Regions from separate parts of the Homo sapiens genome. Here region 1 is linked to region 2. The links are chromatin contacts, found by Hi-C or POLR2A ChIA-PET in ENCODE. All regions are on one chromosome and are shown on one strand. Each heading gives the region's core, a stretch centred on a gene start or an enhancer-like site at or near the end of the contact. The rest is flanking DNA. Distances are from core to core; before and after follow the strand shown. Region 1 overlaps CDC42EP1 (CDC42 effector protein 1). Region 2 has its middle 53 kb from the start of CYTH4.

Region 1 (5,917 bases), core at 1,348-3,847, 230 kb after region 2:
CCCTCTCTAATCTCATGCTGCCCTCAGGAGTAATGTTTTTGTTGTTGTTGTTGTTTGTGAGACGGAGTCTCGCTCTGTCGCACAGGCTGGAGTGCAGTGGCGCAATCTCGGCTCACTGCAACCTCTGCCTCCCGGGTTCAAGCAATTCTCCTGCCTCAGGCTCCTGAGTAGCTGGGATTACAGGCGCCCGCCACTACGCCCAGCTAATTTTTTGTATTTCTGGTAGAGACGGGGTTTCACCATGTTGGCCAGGCTGGTCTCTAATTCCTGACCTCGTGATCCACCCGCCTTGGCCTCCCAAAGTGCTGGGAATACAGGCGTGAGCCACCGCGCCCAGCCCCTCAGGAGTATTGTATGGGTTTAAACGATGAGGCGGGTGAGGTCTTGGCACTTAGTAAGTGCTTCATAAGTGGGCCCTGCAGAATAAGTGCTTTCTTTTTTTTTTCCTTTTTTTTTTTTTTTTTTTTGAGACAAGGTCTTGCTCTGTCTCCCAGACTGGAGTGCAGTGACACAATCATGGCTCATTGCAGCCTTGACCTCCTAGGCTCAAAGGATCCTCCCTTCTTAGCCTCCTGAGTAGCTAGGACCACAGGCATACACCACCACACCCAACTAATTTTTTTAAAATTTTTTTGTAAAAACCAGGTCTCATTATGTTGCTCAGACTTAGAATGAGTGAATGAGTGCTTCTATTTTTTCCTGATACATGGCTTAAGTGTATAGCTCAATGAATTATTTGTCCCCTATTCAGTCAGTACCTGCTCAGAGGCTGCCATCATTCTGATTGCTAATAGCATCAATTGGTTTTGCCTGTTACTGAACTTCCTTGTTTTTTTTTTTTTTTTTTTTTTTTTTTTTGAGACGGAATGTTGCTCTTGTTGCCGAGGCTGGAGTGCCGTGATGTGATCTTGGCTCACTGCAACCTCTGCCTCCAAGGTTCAAGTGATTCTCCTGCCACAGCTTCCTGGGTAGCTGGGATTACAGGTGCGCACCACCACGTCCGGCTAAGTTTTGTATTTTTAGTAGAGACGGGGTTTCTCTATGTTGGCCAGGCTGGTCTCGAACTCCTGACCTCAGGTGAGCCACCCACCTCAACCTCCCGAAGTGCTGGGATTACCAGCATGAGCCACCGCACCCGGCTGTGTTCTTGAACTTTCTATACACAGACTCACTTGGGTCCCCGTGTGCCTAGCTTCTGCCCCGCGTCAGTTGGAGGCCTCCATCCGTGTAGTTGGGTGTGATCATCTATCCTCTTCAGCTGCTAATGTTTGGACCCCGGATTTCCTCCTCTGTCGCGGGCCTGCCGTCACCGCCCATTCTGTCTTCCTTCCAGGTCTCCACCTCTGGGCAGGAGAGTTGCCGACCACCTCGGGGGTGCTTTCTCTGCGCTTGAACATCTATAGCTGCTTCTGAGGGGCTGGGAGCCGGGCCCCTGGGAGAGACGAGCCATGAACCCCCCACAGCCTCTGCATTTGGGGACCTCACCTTAGGAGAGTGCCATTTACAGCTTCCGCCAGGGCAAAGGAGCTGAGCAGCCATCCCAAGCCCAGCCCACCTCCCTCCCCCGGCCCCTGGTAGGCATGGACTAGCAGCTGTGAGCAGCCAGAGCTGATGCCCGGCCCCCAGGGGGGCAGAGGCGCCGCCACCATGAGCCTGGGCAAGCTCTCGCCTGTGGGCTGGGTGTCCAGTTCACAGGGAAAGAGGCGGCTGACTGCAGACATGATCAGCCACCCACTCGGGGACTTCCGCCACACCATGCATGTGGGCCGTGGCGGGGATGTCTTCGGGGACACGTCCTTCCTCAGCAACCACGGTGGCAGCTCCGGGAGCACCCATCGCTCACCCCGCAGCTTCCTGGCCAAGAAGCTGCAGCTGGTGCGGAGGGTGGGGGCGCCCCCCCGGAGGATGGCATCTCCCCCTGCACCCTCCCCGGCTCCACCGGCCATCTCCCCCATCATCAAGAACGCCATCTCCCTGCCCCAGCTCAACCAGGCCGCCTACGACAGCCTCGTGGTTGGCAAGCTCAGCTTCGACAGCAGCCCCACCAGCTCCACGGACGGCCACTCCAGCTACGGTGAGGGCCTGGGCCATCTTGGCCCACTTTTCAGAGGCTGAGGCTGAGGCCCAGAGGGGTTCAGTGGCTCCTCCAAGCTCCAAGTGAGCTCCAAGTGACCACAGAGGTCAGGCCCAGACCCCACATCATGGATGGGGAGGGGGTGCAGTGGTGGGAACAAGCTGACTCCCCAAAACACCTGAGGTTGAGAGTGAGGAGGTGGAGTTTGAATTCTAGCTGCCCCTCACTTGCTGTGTGACCTGGGCAAGCACATCCCCCTCTCTGGGCCTTAGCTGAACCAGTCACCCACCCATTCTTGCCCCCTTCAACCAAAGCCTTCCCCTCATGTCGGAATGATATCATGGAGAGGTGAAGGGCCTGGGCTCTAGATTCCAATCCAGTTCTGCCTGAATTTCAGGAAGTCAGTTGACCTCTATAAGTTCAAGTCCTCGCCTGGATAATGAGTCTCTCGGGGTCATTGCTAAGATTCAGTGCCAGGAGAGGCGCAGGGGGGCTGATACTTAGTAGGTGCTCAGGACACTGGAGCTGTTGTTATCTGAACTTGGTTTCCTGTAACTCGACAAATTTGGGAAACCACTCACAGGAACCGCAAGCCACAGGCCTTCCTGCCCAGCCAGAAGTGCCACCTTGGCCGTTCGGTCAGAGCTCACCTGAGAACCATGGGCCCCTGCTGCCACCTGGTGGCCACTCCCTGCCTTGCGGGAGTGGCTCTAACACCCCTGCCCCAGGCGGCTGCTCAGAACCGCACTGAGGACTGGTCCACAGAAACCCGATTCTGTCTCAGGTCTGTAGTCCTGGAAGCAGGGGCTGGACATGTCTGTCCTTCATTTCTATACAGTCAGACCCTGATTGCTGGTCCCATCCTGTGTCCACAAACCAGCTCACGTGCTATGGGTTCACCTGCAGCCATCGGCCAGCGTCATGGCAGGGAGCCGGTGGCCATGGCTGAGGTCACAGTTGGGACTGAGAGGAGATTTGAGCTCCAGACTTGATTCCACCTCGTCAGACTTCTATGGCCTTGGGCTAGCTCCTTCGCCCCATCCCAAACTGAGCCTCACTTTCCCCATCTGCATAATGGAAATGAGGATAATGATGATTTTCAGCTTTCGGGGTAGACAGGAAGATCACACAGGTGACCATGGAGTGTATTCTATTGGAAAGATGGGAGAAACCGAGGCCAGAGAGGGGAGGGACTAGCCAGAGGCCACACAGCAAGCCAGGACTGGTCCTGTCTCCCCTCCTGAATTCCTGGTGAGGGACCCCAGCTCTGAGCCCACTGCCCATTTCTCTTCTAGGCCTGGACTCTGGGTTCTGCACCATCTCCCGCCTGCCCCGCTCGGAAAAGCCGCATGACCGAGACCGGGATGGTTCCTTCCCCTCTGAGCCCGGGCTTCGCCGCTCTGACTCTCTCTTGTCCTTCCGCCTGGACCTCGACCTTGGGCCCTCACTCCTCAGCGAGCTGCTAGGGGTCATGAGCCTCCCAGAAGCCCCTGCAGCTGAGACTCCAGCCCCCGCTGCAAACCCCCCAGCCCCTACTGCAAACCCCACGGGTCCTGCTGCAAACCCCCCAGCCACTACTGCAAACCCCCCAGCGCCTGCTGCAAACCCCTCAGCACCTGCCGCAACCCCCACGGGTCCTGCTGCAAATCCCCCAGCCCCTGCCGCAAGCTCCACACCCCATGGACACTGTCCCAATGGGGTAACAGCTGGGTTGGGCCCAGTGGCTGAGGTGAAGTCCAGCCCAGTGGGAGGGGGTCCCCGAGGACCTGCTGGCCCTGCCCTCGGCAGGCACTGGGGAGCAGGCTGGGATGGCGGCCACCACTACCCAGAGATGGATGCGCGGCAGGAGCGGGTGGAGGTGCTGCCCCAAGCCCGGGCCTCCTGGGAGAGCCTGGACGAAGAGTGGAGGGCGCCCCAGGCAGGCAGCAGGACCCCAGTGCCCAGCACAGTGCAAGCAAACACCTTTGAATTTGCGGATGCTGAGGAGGATGATGAGGTCAAGGTGTGAGGGGCTGGGGCACGGTCCCAGGGCCCCACCTAGGTGCAGAGCCGGCCCCTCACCTAACAGCTGGTTCCTACCAGACCGGAGAGGGGAGAAGTCATGTTGCCCCTAAACCCCTCCCCACCTCTGCAGGACAGACATGGGAGGGAGGACAGGGAAGGCCAGGCTTGCTCTGGGACTTTTATGCTCCCAGAGGCCCTGCCAAACTGACCACCTCCCCCGACTGCCACTCTGGACCTAATAGCTGTTCCTTAGGCCCCACTCCATGCCACCCCCACCAGCTGGAGGACCCAGCCTCACAGTGTGTCCTTTGTGCCAGACCAAGCGGCCCGTGGGGGGTGGGGGGCAGGGAGTGTACCACACAGGGCCATTGTCTCACCTCCCAAAGGGACCGCCTGCCCCCAGCTCATCCCAGAGCGTCCCTGCTGCAACCCTGACAGCCGTCTCCCAGGCCGCTTCCCCAACATCCCCGCCCCAGCCTCCCTCTTACCCCAGAAAGGTCAGGTATGACCTCCCGGGGAGGAATCCCACCTGCCTGTATACCCCAGACTTGCCTCTGGGGCCTGATTAAATAAGGCTGTTTTGATAAAAGGTGTCCTGCAAGATGCTTGGGGACCTGGGACAACAGCATCAGCTCTGTCTGCTTCAGTCCCCTCCCCTCCAGGGAGTTTAGAAAGCCAAGGATCCCCCATCAAGGCCCCCAGCAGGGAAGGGAAGTGGACGCGCCAAGGGGAGGGTAATGAGTAACCAGGCTGGAACGCCCCTGAGATAAGAGGCCCAGGTGGGAGCCCTTATCTGCAGTTCCGGGAACAGCCCCTGGCCCAGGTGCCTGGGACTCGTGTCTGCCCCATAATCCCACAGGGCAGCATGGCATTTGCTCTGGCGATAGTGGGGGCAAGTAGACAGAAGCAAGTGCGTAGGACTGTTGGGAGCATGTCTCAGCCTCCCAACATGGCAGCCGGGTGTCCTCATATCTGTTTCCTCCTCAGTATTATGAAAATGCCAGGAGCATTAAAATGCACGGAAAGAGAAATGCCCTCCTTAGGTATCGGAAGACCGGTTAAATTTAGCCACAAACAGCTAACGTGAGGTGGTGCACTCCCTGTCACTACAGGTATGCAACCAGAGGATGTGTGGCAGGAGGCAGGATCACTACGGGACCTCAGGATCCCTGAGAGCAGGACATTCTGGATCATGGGGTGCCTTCATTCAGAGGTCCTCAGACCAGGGGTATCCCATGTTTTTGTAAACTTGAGGGACCCAAGAGAGAAAGGAGTCACAAGCCACAGTTCTTGCCACAGGAAGACTCGATAAAAACAGATTATTTTGTTTGCTTTTAGCCCTGGGGCAGGAACTGCAGGTAGGGATAGGGGAACACACCCAAGCTCTGTTGATCCTGGTGTGACTCGGAAGAAGAACCAGGACAGAGAATCTCGGCTGGAAGTCTTTTATTCTTTTAACTTGAAAGAGGACATGTTGAACCCGCCCCTTACGCTCAGGTAGCTCAGGTGGCTGTGACCCAGCCTGTTGGGAAAAGTCAGCTCGTGCCCATCTGGCAGCTTCACCTTGAATTTGTCACTCTCAAAGGTCACTGTGAACTGTGGGGAGGGAGGGTGTCAAGGAGGCAGGAGGCCCTGGAAATGGGCCAGGGCAGTGCCTGATGGCTCAAACAAGGCCAGCACCTGTGTCCAGGCCAGGCTCTCTTCCATCTGGGCCCTCCCCTTGACATCACCCCAGTGCCCTTTCCCCCTTTGACCTCACCTTGACCTCTGACCCTGGGCTGAAGCACAGGTGATCTTCCCGTTGTTCTTGCCCCCAGTTGCTGCCGTCCAATGAGTTGC
Region 2 (5,428 bases), core at 2,442-4,941:
GCAGGAATCCCAGTGGGAGCAGAGACTGGCGGGATGGACACCTGGCCCTTAGTTCCAACTCTGCTACACATCTCCCCTCTCTGGCTCTCAGTGTCCCCATCTGTCCCAGAAAGGGGCTGGGGAGGGGCTCACAGTCGTAGCTGGAAGGTATGTGCTTCCCAGGCACAGGCCCAGGGCCAGGATCCGGCTGGCTGCAGATTCCCCTGGGGGTTCTGAGGAGGGGCCAGAAATTGACTTTTTTTTTTTTTTTTGACGGAGTCTTGCTCTGTGGCCCAGGCTGGAGTGCAGTGGCACGACCTTGGCGCACTGTAACCTCCACCTCCCGGGTTCAAGCAATTCTCCTGCCTCAGCTTCCTGAGTAGCTGAGATTACAGGCACCTGCCACCACGCCCAGCTAATTTTTGTATTTTTAGTAGAAACAGGGTTTCACCATGTTGGCCAGGCTGGTCTCAAACTCCTGACCTCAAGCAATCTGCCCTCCTCGGCCTACCAAAGTGCTGGGATTGCCGTCGTGAACTGTGCCTAGCCAAACTGGCATTTTTGAAAGGCTTTCCAAGCTGGGCATAGTGGCTCATGCCTGTAATCCCAGCTACTCAGAAGGCTAAGGGGGGATGATCCCTTGAGACCAGGAGTTGAAGACCAGCCTGAGCAGCATAGTGAGATTCTGTCTCTTAAAAAATAAAAATAAATAAGTAAATAAAAATTAAAATGATAAAAAGCCTCTCCAAATGATTCCAATATGTAGCCGGGGTTTGGGAACTGCCAGGCTAGTGCAGCCTTCTCTGTTGACAGGTGTGAATATGGGCCCAGAAAGGGTGAGCCTCTAGCCCAGAATCACACAGCAAGTGAGAGATGTTAGCCAGAAGATAGCTAACAACCCTTCCAGTTTGGACATTTCAGAAAAGCAGGTGAACAAACACACAGAGTGAAGGGGAACAGGGGTGTAGCGCCCACTGTCACGGAGAGGAAGGGTTGCTGAGAGGTCTAGTCAAGAATTCCTACTTAAAAACCGCATCCCCTCCACAATGTTAGATGTAGGTCCTGAGCAAGTTACTCCATCCTAAAAATAAAGATGGCGCTAGAGATTTAACCGAGGTCTCTCCAAGGTCCCTTCTGGCTCCAGAACCCTCCTTCCAGGCCAGCTGGAAGCATAATAAATAATAATAACAATGGCAGACATTTATTGAGCATTTACTAAGTCTAGGAACTGAGCTAAGCCTTTGGCGTGGATTGCTTCTTTCTAGCCACTCCACCATCCTAAGAAGGGCTGTCTTATTTCCCTCTAGCTCTCCTACAGGTGAGCAAAGCGCGGCTCGGGAAGGTAGCTCCTGCCGGAATGGAGCAGAAACGTCTCGGCTGGGAATCGAACCCAGGGTCAGTCAGTAGCGGCCGCGTTTTAGGACCCGGCGGTGCACCGAAGACCCGGCGGAACGGCGCGCACCCCGGGCCCAGAGCTCATTAGCCGGGCGCCGCGGGGGCCTTCATTAAAGCTCAGCGACGCGGAGGCTGCCCGCGGCGGCCCCGCCTGGGCGCTCCGGGCTGGCCCGGACCTGCGGCGTCGGCCCAGGAGCATCTGGAAAGGGGGCGCGGGCGGGGATCGGTAGGACCGCCTATGCTCAGGGACTGTCACCCACCCCCTCCCCCAAGCCAAGGAGTAGCGGGGAAGGGGGGCGAGTGCACCCAGGTATTGGGGGGAGCATCAAATCGGAGTGGAGGGGGCCGGTGTCACCGAGCTATCCCCAAACCTCGAACGGCCAAGGCCGAGTCACCCCCGCCCCACCCCCACACACTATGCACCCATTTCACAGATGGCAGGTCCTAGCTCAGAGGGTTAGGGCAGGCCCAGAACCGCATCGCCATCGCCCGTTCGCAGGCCTGATTGAGAGGCTGGAAACGAGGATGGGCAGGGAGTGAGGACCTGTAGGCTCTGCCGGAGAACTTGGGCGTGGGCGGAGCGGGGCATCCAGGAAGAAGCCCCCACCCCAGCCTTGGATAGGGTAGTATACGATAGGGGGCGTAAAGAAGGGTCATGGGCTCCGGTGGTCGCAGGTCCCACCGGCAACCGCCAGGGCGGGGGCAGCAGGAGCAGGAACCTGCTCGCCTCCGCATCTCGTCGGCTCCCCTCTCCCGCCAGACTCCTGTCTCTGCGCCAGGCTGGCCACCCATCCCCTACGCCGGCCCCGCGCCTCCGTCCTCCTCCCCGCTCCCCGCGCTCTCCTCGCCTCCTCCCGCTTCTCTTACCGGAAACCGATCCTGTCCCCTCCATCCCACTCCACCGGTTGACTGAGGTCGCCGCCCATCTTTCCACCCCCGCTGTGTGACTCTAGACGATTGTCTTAACCTCTCCGAGCCTTAGTAAGTAGGCAAGTGGAAAAAGAAGTCAGAAGACTCGGGTGATGGAATGCCAGCCTTTAATGGGTTAAAAAGTGGGAAATGTATGTGTATATATTTGCTTTTCTATGCATATGTTTGCTTGTCTGCGCAGACAGCCTGGAAGAGGAGGGAAGTCGCTGGCGAAGCTGGCTGCCTCCAGGGAGGGAGCCTGGTCCCTGGGGAATGAGCCGGGGGAGATGGAGACTCAGTATTGCACACACCTCTTAAATATTCAAATGTGTAAATGCATTAGCAATTCCAGCTAATAAACAAAATAAAATACAAACATTTACAAAACTAAAATTTAAGAATAATACTAGTGAAGATTAAGCCAGATAAAGTGTGTGAAGCCAGCAGACACACAGAAGTTTCAGTGAACCGCCCCTGTTTTGATTGTCACTGCTCACTAGGTTTGCTGTCGGCTGCTCTGGGTGCCCCTCTTCTTCCCCATCTCCCTCCGTCTTCTGGCCTCAAACCCACCTCGCCTCCTCCTCCCTGCAGCCCCTCCCTGCACTGAAGTCCCTTGCACTCCACCCCCATCTCTTCCAGGGTGGCTGGACACAGGACAGAGGAGCAGGGCTGCGGTGGAGCCCTGGGGATGATGGAGAGTGGGGGGCAGCTGAGCTGTCTGCCAGTCCCCAGGATCCCGTTTGGGAGGGGATCCCCAGTCTAGCTTCAGATATCTCCCCACCTCACAGACGCAGGGTCCCAGTGTAACCTTTGATGGATGAAAAGGTTGGAAGGGAGAACTAAGAGCGGGGGCGTGGCCGGGCGCAGTGGCTCACTCCTGTAATCCCAGCACTTTGGGAGGCCGAGGCGGGCAGATTGCCTGAGCTCAGGAGTTGGAGACCAGCCTGGACAACATGACGAAACCCCATCTCTACTAAAAATCAAAAAATTAGCCAGGTGTGGTGGCGGGCGCCCATAATCCCAGCTACTCGGGAGACTGAGGCAAGAGAATTGCTTGAACCTGAGAGGCGGAGGTTGCAGTGAGCCGATATCGCACCACTGCACTCCAGACTGGGAGACAGAGCAAGACTTAGTATCAAAAAATATATAAAAATAAAAATTAAAAAGTGGTGGGCGAAGCCCCCAGTGAACCACTGGAATCCCTTCTACATGCCCCTCCAAGACAAACGCCCCCGACATACACACACAGCCCAGCACAGCATCACCCTATACTCCATCCCACGTGCACCGGGCACAACCTCTGGCCTGCCCATCCCCCTCTTCTCAGCTCCTCCCCTCCCCACCCCCTCCACGGCACAGTCTTGGCAAGAAGGTCCCCAGAGATAGCAACAAGTAACTAGCACCTTAGGCCAGGCTGAGGGTGTGGCAGATGTGGCCTCAAGGCAGGGCAGGGTGGGGCTGGCCCAGGAACCAGAGACCTTTTCAGAATCCCGGCTCAAGGACAGGGAGAGGTGTTTCGTGACAGGAAAGAAGGAATCACTCTAGCAGTCCCAGAAAGCATGTCCAAGGGGAGTCTTGGAGCTCCTCTAGAAAGACCCTCCTCCCTAGTCTTCCTGCCTCCAGCTCGTCCCCTCCAGGCCACCATCCCCGATGCACAGTTCCAAGGCGCTTGACATGCACTGGCTCTTAACAGGGCTTTCCCAATGCACACCTGCCAGGCCTGTCCCCCACCTCCCCTTGAGGATCAAGTTCATGCAATGCAGGTTGACATTCAGAGCCCTCAAGAGGTCCTCCCTGGCCTTCCAGATGCAGCCTCCTTTCTGAAGCTCCAGCCCCCACCTCACCCTGTGCTCTCCGCTCCTTTTGGAGTGAAAGGTACCCACCCGCCTGCTTTCTGTGAGAGCACCGCACAGTCTGCAACCACAGCCTGGCCCAAGTGAGTGGAGAACCTAGAGGCCAGGGTCTGACTCATTTCTGAGTCCTCAGGGCCCCTTGGACACAGGGAGCCCAGAAGGGCAGGGGAGTAATGGCAAGTTCTGCAGATTAAGAGGGCTGAGCTGGGGCCCAGTGCCAGGCAGAGAAACAGCCCTGCCTTAACCACAGACCTGCAAGGCCGGACTGATGGGTCCCTTTAACAGGAAAGGAAACTGAGGCTCAAAGCAAGTGTCTTCTCCAAGGCCACACAGGCCTTGTTTTGGTTCCTGCATCAGTTGGCTCCCAGCTGGGAAGAGCCTGGAGGGCAGGAGGAAAGCCAATGCCAGGGGATTCTGCCCCCCTCTCTGTCCGCCTTGGGCACGGCTCTGGCCAAGTCTACACCCTGAGGGCTCCAGCTGCTGCCAGAATTGCTCCTCCTGGTTCCATGGTGCTGGAATTCCAGCAGAGCCACCTCCTCCCTCTGTCCCCCTGGCCTTGGGAAGCAGCAACTTCCTACTACGCTGTGATCTCATTGTCCCTTTCTTTTTTTTTTTTTTTTTTTTTGAGACTGAGTCTTGCTCTGTCGCCCAGGCTGAAGGGCAGTGGCACAATCTTGGCTCACTGCAACCTCCGCCTCTGGGGTTCTAGCGATGCTCCTGCCTCATCCTCCTGGGTAGCCGAGATTACAGTCGTGCGCCACCACGCCCAGCTAATTTTTGTATTTTTAGTAGAGATGGGGTTTTACCATCTCTTTGCTGGGATTTCCCAAAGTGCTGGGATTACAGGCGTGAGCCACCGCGCCCGGCCTTCGTTGTCCCCTTCTAATGCTTCCAATCCCCTACGGTAAGTCCCCCAGTTCCACTCTGACGATTTTCATTTCCTGGCTTGGCCCCGAGTCCTGAGTGGGTGGCCCCTGCGCAGGTCCTGGCCCCACTGCCCCGGCTGTTCTTCACTGACGATGGCCGACACTGCCTGACCTCCAGGTTCCTCAGCCTCACCGAGTTCTTTGGCGCCTCCGGGCCATGTTGCGTGCTGTTCCCCCTGCCTGGCTGATCTTCCTGAAGCCCTTTGCCTGGCCGGCTCCATCTATCCCTCTGCTCTGCAGCCTCTTAGCGGCGCCCTCCGTGACTCCCAGTCTTAATCCAGCTTGCTCCCCAGTCCCTCACAAGGCCCTGGCTTCCCCAAAGCCCTGGGTACTGCCTGTGCTTAGGCATCATCTGATTATTTCGTT

The links. Hi-C counts contacts between places; a loop is a spot of excess contacts on that map. ChIA-PET counts read pairs that join two places held with the same protein, here RNA polymerase II (POLR2A). Pooled maps may share reads with other maps.
Region 1: a map with no recorded cell type shows a loop between it and region 2 (2.9-fold over the local background). The contact joins two enhancer-like sites. A Hi-C loop is called at or near these places in 3 of 168 maps with a recorded cell type or tissue (astrocyte of the cerebellum, endothelial cell of hepatic sinusoid and right cardiac atrium), 1 of 37 single-sample maps with no recorded cell type and 1 of 50 pooled maps. POLR2A ChIA-PET finds 5 or more read pairs at or near these places in 2 of 52 experiments (PC-3 and activated T-cell).

The regions. Positions count from the first base shown.
Region 1 is chr22:37,564,739-37,570,655 of GRCh38, forward strand. CDC42EP1 (CDC42 effector protein 1) reads left to right here. Exons shown (of 3, transcript NM_152243.3): 2 at 1,334-2,074; 3 at 3,370-4,667. The coding sequence starts at 1,612. The coding sequence ends at 4,082. It overlaps LGALS2 (galectin 2), which reads right to left. Exons shown (of 4, transcript NM_006498.3): 3 at 5,838-5,917; 4 at 5,510-5,674. The coding sequence ends at 5,525. Among named protein-coding and RNA genes, the nearest start is that of CDC42EP1, 7.2 kb to the left of the region's middle. RefSeq lists enhancers at 3,086-3,737, 4,704-4,998, 4,746-4,890, 5,227-5,735 and a cis regulatory region at 4,812-4,825. Within about 2 kb of position 2,598, at least 29 of the 41 ENCODE cell types and tissues checked have a DNase peak (open chromatin) inside an H3K27ac peak, as active enhancers do; they include PC-3, where a contact is called at or near this core.
Region 2 is chr22:37,333,125-37,338,552 of GRCh38, forward strand. No RefSeq gene overlaps it. Among named protein-coding and RNA genes, the nearest start is that of CYTH4, 53 kb to the left of the region's middle. Within about 2 kb of position 3,692, at least 2 of the 41 ENCODE cell types and tissues checked have a DNase peak (open chromatin) inside an H3K27ac peak, as active enhancers do; they include PC-3, where a contact is called at or near this core.